Regions from separate parts of the Mus musculus genome. Here region 1 is linked to region 2. Evidence: chromatin contacts called from ENCODE Hi-C or POLR2A ChIA-PET data. All regions are on one chromosome and are shown on one strand. The core of a region is the stretch at or near the end of the contact, and the rest is flanking DNA. Distances in the headings are between cores, read along the strand shown. Region 1 overlaps Nmt1 (N-myristoyltransferase 1). Region 2 holds the start of Eftud2 (elongation factor Tu GTP binding domain containing 2).

Region 1 (4,021 bases), core at 598-3,097, 170 kb after region 2:
AAGGTAAGCTAGGTCAGGTGGTTAGTGTTACTGTTCTCCTCAAGAAATAGTGCAACATTTGCAGTACTTTGTGGGTTAGGAGGGCAGAGCCAAGTCAAATACCAGGAAGTAAAAAGACAGCTGTGTCCAACAGCATTTGTCTATGGAGGTGAGAAGCGAACATAACAGGCGTTTCCTGACTTAAGTGGTCTGTGTCATTATGGGTAACCACTTATAAAGTGAAAATAGCCAGGTGTGGTGGCACGTGCCTTTGATCCCAGCATTCAGGCAGCAGAGGCATCTCTGAGTTTTGAGGCCAGCCTGGTCTGTAGAGTGAGTTCTAGGACATCCAGGGCTATTTATTACACAGTGAAACCCTGTCTCCAAAAACCAAATTAAGAGAAAGAAACTAAATCCAGGTGGGCCTGGCATATGCCTTTGTTAAACAAAATTTGTTGGGTGATCATGTGAGGCCAAGAGAAAAGACTCAGTGGTTAAGAACACTTGTTCTGGTGGAAGGACCGGGCGCAGTTCCCAGCACTAGGTGGTGGCTGGCAACCATCCATCCATAACTCCGGTCCCAGGGCTCTGACCCCTGCAGCTGACCTCCATGGGCACCAGACATGGGGCATATGCAGGCAAACACGTTTCTGTGACTGTGCCTGCTTGTGTTAGGTGTGTGTTTTCCCTCAGAGGCTAGCAGAGGGCACCGCACCGTGCACCACATCCCCTGGAGCCGGCCTTGCAGGTCAGTTATGAGCCAGCTGGCATGGGTGCTGGCAACTGAAGGGAACTGAAGAACAGCCCTGCTCTTAGCCACCGAGCTGTCTTCCAGTCACCATCCAAGTAGGGATCTAAGGCAGGTTCCTTGATGTTTCATCGCATGTTGGCACTCACAGTGAGTACAGCGTGCCCGTGTGAGGTCACGTGACACTGCCTGAACTACCTCAGATTCCGTACATATTTAATTTTCAGTTTGTGTTTGGTTTTACTATTGCTGAATTTTCCTGACACCCCCACACTTTGACTTACATACCCGAGGTTACAATTCAGTGTCAGAAGCTTCGGTCTGTGTGACTGTTATGTGACCTGAGCAAACCTTCAGCCTCTCTTCAGATCTATTCTGTCTAGCTGCCCTCTTTCCTTATCCTGTTGTGGAGAGGCTCTCTCTCCCCTCAGTCCCGTCCCACTAAGGCTCAGAACCTGCCTTCCACCTCACGAGTGCGAGGCTGTTCTACTGAGTGTGCCCCCTCCAACACAGAAGTTAAATGTCTGAGGACAATTGGAAGTTGCTTAAAAGTACTTGGAGGGCTACATACCTGTAATGCAGCATTGGGAAGCTGAGACAGGAGGAGTGCCATGAGCACAAGGCCAGCCTTAGCTACTTAGTATTCTCCTGTTTTTAAAAAAAAAAAAAAGATGGGCAGGGCTGGTGAGATGGCTCAGTGGGTAAAAGCACCGAATGCTCTTCCGAAGGTCCAGAGTTCAAATCCCAGCAACTACATGGTGGCTCACAACCATCCGTAACAAGATCTGACTCCCTCTTCTGGTGTGTCTGAAGACAGCTACAGTGTACTTACATATAATAATAAATAAATCTTTAAAAAAAAAAAAGATGGGCAAACCAAAATAAACAAAACCTATTAAGAGGGAGAGCTTGCGTGTCTGGCTTTCCTCTCCAGCCCCGTCTGGTTTCAGTTCCTGCCTTCATCTCGGCTTCCGAGCTCCCCACAGAGGAGGGTTGGGTGAGAGGGAGACTTCCCGGCTGCATCATGCAGGAGGGTGAGTCAACCCAAAGGCATCTGGAGGGCTCAGAGCTCTGATGCCCCGACCTGGCAGTTAGCTGGCCCACAGGCCTAGAGGCTGACGCTGGAAGGCTGAGAGACCCTGGCTGCTAGAGCAATCATCTGACTGAGGAGTGAGGCCAGTGCACTGTTGTTGGTCTTGACACAGAGGCAGGCTTATGCAACCTTACAGATCTCTAGTCAGGGAAGAGTGTCTGGGCTGGAACATGACGACACCCTACACCAACCAGGAGACCGGAAGCTAAATTAGCTGTGATGGGTGTTTGTCATTCAGGAGCCTGCCCGAGAGTTAAAGGATTTCCAAAGATGAGGCACCTTGGATCCTAGAGATTACTCTGAGGTTTTGCTGTGCGCTCGCCCTTACTAGGGACCAAAGACTGGAGAGAGATTGCAGTTACAGAGCGTAGAGTGTTCGTCAGCTGCAGGGCTCCTAGGGACCGGAGGAATTTACTCTGATATAATTGTTTCTTTCTGGGACAGGATCTGTGTTGCCCAGACTGGCCTTACACTCACTGTGCAGTGGAAGGTAACTTTGAAAGCTCTGGTCCCTCTGCCTCTCCTGAGTGTTGGAGTTAGAGGCTTGTACCACTCTGCTGGGTTATGTAGTACTAGGTATGACACACACAGGCAAAGCAGCCACTCTACCACCTGAACCTCCTCGATAGCCTTCCAGTGAGTGTGTTCAGTGAGCCCCTTCACGCACGCTGTGGGCAGACAATAGACTTGCTGTGCTCTTCTTCTAGGTGAAGTGGTAAACACCCATGGTCCAGTCGAACCTGACAAAGACAACATTCGCCAGGAGCCCTACACCCTGCCCCAGGGCTTCACCTGGGATGCCTTGGATCTGGGAGACCGTGGTGTGGTGAGTAGGCCTGGCTTGTGGGTGGGACAGGACTCTTAGGAGATGAGCCTCAGAGAGCTGAACAAACCCCATCCAGTACTTCCTGGGCATGCCCAGACTCTACAGTAAGAGCATGTCATAGGTGTAAGGGTGAAAGTTGACTTCTGAAGTTCCTATTGTGGAACCTTATTTTTTTTTCTTATTTTGTTTATTTATTTTGCTTGTCATTGGTTTTCTTTTATTTTGTTTTGTATTGGGGGCAAGTTGTCTCTCTCTTACGTAACTGGCTATCCTGGAACTCACTATGTAGACTAGGCTGGCCTCGAACACAGAGACCACCTGCCTCTCCCTCCTAAATGCTGGATTAGAGGCATTTGACACACTGCCTGGCTTCTTGTCCGTACCTTGCTTGACTTGTGACCTGGGCTGCTGAGGGTCCTGCCCTCCACGCCTTTCCTCAGTGGCGACCCAGCACCTTGTGCATTTTTAATAATGGTTCATGTCTTGAGAAAGCACTCTAAACAGTGAGCTTCAACCCCAGTAGCTGCCTCTTTATTGTTGTTATATTTACTAGTGATTTAAGGTGAGCTTGCATGTGGGTATGTGACTGTCCTATTCAGGACTTTTGTTACTGTAATAAAACACCGTGAACAAAAGCAACCTGGGGAGGAAAGGGTTTATTTCAGCTTACACGCCATGAGTAACAGGAAGTCAAGACAGAAACAGTCTACTCTTTTTTATTTATTTATCTTTATATATAATCTGTAAGTACACTGTAGCTGTCTTCAGACACCCCAGAAGAGGGCATCAGATCTCATTATGGATGGTTGTGAGCCATCATGTGGTTGCTGGGATTTGAACTCAGGACCTTCAGAAGAGTAGTCAGTGCTCTTAACCTCTGAGCCATCTCTCCAGCCCCTGAAACAGTCTACTCTTACGGAGGCATTTTCCCAAATAATATTTCCTCTCCCTAGATATGCTTGGTTGTGTTAATTTGGCAAGACTAACCAGCACAGGACATGTGGGGCCCAACGCTACATTTGGAGCTAATTATAGATGGTTGTGAACATGTGATCTGGGTGTCGGGAAGTGACCGGGGTCCTCTGGAAGTGCAGCAGATGTCTTAACCACAGAGCCGTCTCCCCAGTGTCTAATTCACATTCTTCATGTGTGTTTAGCAGGAACCGGGTGTGCCCAAGTGTGGGTGCGAATGCATCCATGTACTTAGTTCTGGTTTGGTTTGGTTTGGTTTGGTTTGGTTCTGAGAAAGGGTCTCACTGTGTGGCCCTAGCAGGCCTGCAACTTGCTCTGTAGAGCAAGGTGGCCTTGGGATCACAGAGAGCTTCTAAGTGCTGGAGTGACAGTCCCACGCCGCCATGCCCAGCACGTGTTCAGG
Region 2 (4,142 bases), core at 1,344-3,843:
AGTCCACCTATTCCCTTTCTGTATTTATTTAATCAATTAAACTGTGTGTGTGTGTGTGTGTGTGTGTGTGTGTAATTTTATGCATTGGATCATTTAGGAACATGAGGATTGTCATGTGAGTTCTAGGTAGGATCTAACTCCAAGTCTTCATGGTTGCCTAGCAGGTACTCTGAAATGCTAAACTCTCTTTCCAGCATCTCACTTAAAAAAAAAAAAATAGTATTCTCAAAATATCACAATGCAATCATCAAAATAAAAATGAATACCAGCAGGTTATACTACCTAATCCACAGGCTCCACCAAGTTTGAGAAACTGTTCCAGTCACAAACGACACTGCTAAGGACACAAACTAGGATCGTACTTGACTTTCACGTGACACTTTTCCAGATTACAAACCAAGGCTTTTGAAGAATCTCCCTTCGTGTGGCTTTGCCTCTGCTCTGAGAGGTACACGATTCCAACTTGTCCTCACTGATGATTCTAACTTTGACCCTTAATTATGGTGACAGCGGACATGCTTGTCCCTTAGTGATGGGTAAGAACTCATTGTTCTCACTGCTCTTTTAAAGGACCCAGGTTCGAATCTCATCAACCACACGCTACCTTACAATTGTCTGCAACATCAGCAGATTTCCCCCCACTTCAACGACTGAATATTCTGTTCAAAAGAACAGTTTAGATCTCACCCTACCAGCCTTCCCAGCCCCTCAGCCTCTCACTCTCGTCAGTATCTTCTGTCCCAAATGCTAGGCAACTGTTGTTATTCTAAAAAACAATTCTACGGTTTGCGAGCAACACAAACCAGAGCAGGGGAAAAAGCATCAGGCCCCTGGGGTTAAAGACCTCGATCCATCCTATCTTGGCCTCATTTCTAAGGATGACGTAACTCACAGAAGTTAGTTTACCTCCTTAGAGTGATTTATTATTGCCTAAAACCTTATAAAGGCAATGAGTAAGTACCTAGCTGTGCAGCCTGATAACCTGAGTTCAGTCCTGGAAACCCACTGAAAAGCTACATAGGGTAGTGTGAGTGTCTGTGATCCTAGACGGCCAACAGGAAATGGGAGGCAGAGATTCTCTGAAGCTCAGAGCCAGCTAGCCTGGTATTGGCAGTAAGGAGGAGATAGGACCAAACCCTGAAGCTGTCCTCTGACCTCCACCTGCAAGCCACAGCACATCTGATCCTCACTTACTACACAGAAACACACACACACACACAGAAACACACACAGTGTGATTATCCAAGCATAGGATCTTATACCCATGATCCTACATACATCCTGAGAGACCCTGTCTCAAAAAGCAACAAGTAACAAATGTTGGTCATAACAAAACTTGACCTTCTTGAGCACGTGAATCCCCATGCTCCTTTGTGTTCACGCACCAATGCCCCTGACAGCACCTTGCACAAAAAGACACTCAGTAAAGCTAAGGGAGTGGAATGTTTTGTTCTGAAATTCTGGTATTTCTTACAGTATACCTACTGTTTTTATTTCTAAGAGGCAACCACAATTATGTTCATTGTCTTCTCCCAAGATTACCATCACAAATTTTTAAAGAAGGTTGTTTACTGAACAAGCCAAACTCATCTCTGCCCCCAGGATAATTGTCATTCCCATTGTCCTCTGGCTATGTATACCTTCTTAATTCATTTAACTCACCCTTTTCCTTTAATGTCACCTATTTGTCACTCCACATATACTTGCCAGGCCACCCTTACACTAATCTCTTAGTGTGTGGCTGGGTGCTTAAGATCGAATCCTGGGCCTCACACTCTACTAAACACTTCTCCACCGAGTTACACCCCTCGCCTAAGTAAAGTCAAGGTTATGCCTGAGTAGTACTTAGGGAACATGTGTGTGTGCCCGCTACTGATAAATGTTAATAATAAAATAGGAGCAAAACGACAACAGTGCCTGGGACAAAATAGGCCCTCAATACGTTTTGCTAGTTTTGTTTTTCGAGGGTGGCTTTGGGTAGGGGAGTGAATTAGTGATATGCTTAGTTTAAGTAAAGCTACTCTAAATAACCAAAACTGCATCTTCCCACTGCAACGCAGAATCTCAAAGGAATGCTGGAATCTTTTCTGGTTTTGGCTTTTTGAACCAGACCCGCTACTTAGCCTTGAACCTGCACCAATATTTCTGTCTGCATCTCCAGAGCGCAAAAATTAGGCACTCGCCATCACAGTCAGCTCGGATGCAGAATAGTTTGAAGATGGAGACAGTCTGGCGGTGAAGCAGGCACCGATGGAAGGGGGAGTGGCAGGGGCCTGGGTCTTTACAGCGCCACCTCTACTAAGGGACAGGATCTTAACCACGTTGGGGACCGCGGAAACCCCGGAATCGACGGTGTGTGCGTGCGTTGGGGTCTTTCATTCTCTTTCCCACGCCAGAATTCAATTTACGCGTTCGTTAAGCGAAAGGGATAAGTACTATATAAATCGCCTCTTCCCAAGCTCATGTTTCGCTCGTTCCCCAAGCCCCGAAAGGACCCTTCCCGGCCAGCTCACCCGCCGAATGCTCAGCCGAGTGCCCCGGTCCGCCGCCTGAGCCCGCGCTTCCGCCGCACGCCGCGACAACGCCGGCGCCCGGCGCTAGGAAGGACCCCGAGCGCGTCGCCGGACCGCCTCGCCTCGGAGGACAGCTCTGCCTAAGGAACAGCTTCGAGAAATTCTGGCCCCGGAGACAGAAATGGGAAAGGCCAACTTGTTGGTCCTCAAAACGAAGCGTGGACTTCTCCACAAAAAAAGCAAGGCCGGAGGATTCTGATCAGGCGCCTTAGGACAGCCTGAAAGGAGGGCCTTCGGGCCGGTCACGTGGGCAGACTGGTGGCGCCGTTGCTAGGCAACAATCTCTGTTGCGAGGGCGATGCACTAAGGTGTTCTACCAGATCCGGGGTTTCTCGAGAGAAAGCAGGGAGTCCAAGACTGGGTGAGGGTTTAGGGACAGTAAAGGGGATTGCTCTAGTCATTCTATAATTGGAGAAGGCTTAGAACTCGACAGAGAAATGGGTCGGGTAGCGAGAGTCTATCGTCTCTATTGCTTAGAGGCTGAGCCTAGATCATGATGAGCTCAGAAGTTTTGGAGAGAGCAAACTAGGCACAGCGAGATCTCCTCACCCCCCAAAATATTGCTTAGGGTATGAGACTCTTGAGTACAATTGTTGGCTGAGTAACACAGCCCACTTCTCGGCGTTCCATTTCCCATCATGGTTGGGATGGCTGTGGATTTGCTTGCGGACCAGCTCATTTCCTGCCCTAGGGCTGATCATGAGTGAACTATGGCTCCAGCTCACCAGGATTCTGAGGTGGAAAGAGGTATCATAAGTAAATGTCAGAAGCCAGACCGGAACACATAGCTTCCTATGAAAACAGCCCCATCAGACACATACCGGGAGGCGGCAGGACTTCAGTGGTAGGACTGGAGATAATGCCCACACAGCACACATTTGCCTGCCGCTCTGTGCTGCTCAGGGATTTGGGGATGGAGGCTACTGAGTTTTCTCCTTCTGACACTTCTCAACTTCCTGCTTTGTCATTGCTTTTGGTTGAGGTGATTTTTTTTTCTTCATTAAAGACATTTAGTGAAGTGTGAAATTTTGTCCTTGAGCTGGAGTAGATAATAAAAGAAACCTCTCTGTCTCTCTCTGTATCTGTGTCTGTCCTCCCCTCTCCCCCCCTCCCCCGCTCTGTTCCTTTATGGTAATAAACTGATATAGAGAAATCCTATGTGAAAGAATGAAGAGTCAGAAATCTGAACTCCAAATTGCCTCCTCAGATGAAACACCTGAATTAATAGGTGTGTGTGTGTGTTGTGGTTTTGTGTTTTGCTGGGGATCAAACCCAAGGCATTTGCATTCACAAGGCAAAATCCTACCGCTGATCCAGCCCTTAGTGTCTAAAATATTGTTAGAAGCAGAGAGCAAAGTCAAGACTTCAAACGGGAAACCTTTCTGTTTTGTTCTCAGTGAGAAGCCTGGAATACATTTTCATCACGCAATTCCATTTTACCTGTAAAGGAAGAAACTAGATTTTTATAACACTCCAGGTTAAGTATCAGATTGCTTTGGGTCATTTCACATTCTGGCAATGAATCCCAGGGCATCATCTTTACCCTGAAGACTTAAGCTCTGCTGACAT

Evidence for each region. A loop is a pair of places that touch in the nucleus more often than their neighbours do. ChIA-PET counts read pairs that join two places held with the same protein, here RNA polymerase II (POLR2A).
Region 1: POLR2A ChIA-PET joins it to region 2 with 13 read pairs in Patski. The contact joins the enhancer-like site here to the promoter of Eftud2 in region 2. A Hi-C loop is called at or near these places in 3 of 37 maps with a recorded cell type or tissue (Patski, gastrocnemius and v-Abl transformed pro-B cells). POLR2A ChIA-PET finds 5 or more read pairs at or near these places in 1 of 5 experiments (Patski).

The regions. Positions count from the first base shown.
Region 1 is chr11:103,049,679-103,053,699 of GRCm38, forward strand. Nmt1 (N-myristoyltransferase 1) reads left to right here. Exons shown (of 12, transcript NM_008707.4): 4 at 2,528-2,646. It overlaps Gm42090 (a long non-coding RNA gene), which reads left to right. Exons shown (of 2, transcript XR_003949775.1): 2 at 1-17. Among named protein-coding and RNA genes, the nearest start is that of Gm42090, 4.0 kb to the left of the region's middle. Within about 2 kb of position 1,848, at least 2 of the 3 ENCODE cell types and tissues checked have a DNase peak (open chromatin) inside an H3K27ac peak, as active enhancers do.
Region 2 is chr11:102,878,382-102,882,523 of GRCm38, forward strand. It overlaps Eftud2 (elongation factor Tu GTP binding domain containing 2), which reads right to left and starts at 2,594. Exons shown (of 28, transcript NM_011431.3): 1 at 2,514-2,594. Ccdc103 (coiled-coil domain containing 103) reads left to right here and starts at 2,843. Exons shown (of 5, transcript NM_028492.3): 1 at 2,843-2,934; 2 at 3,971-4,050.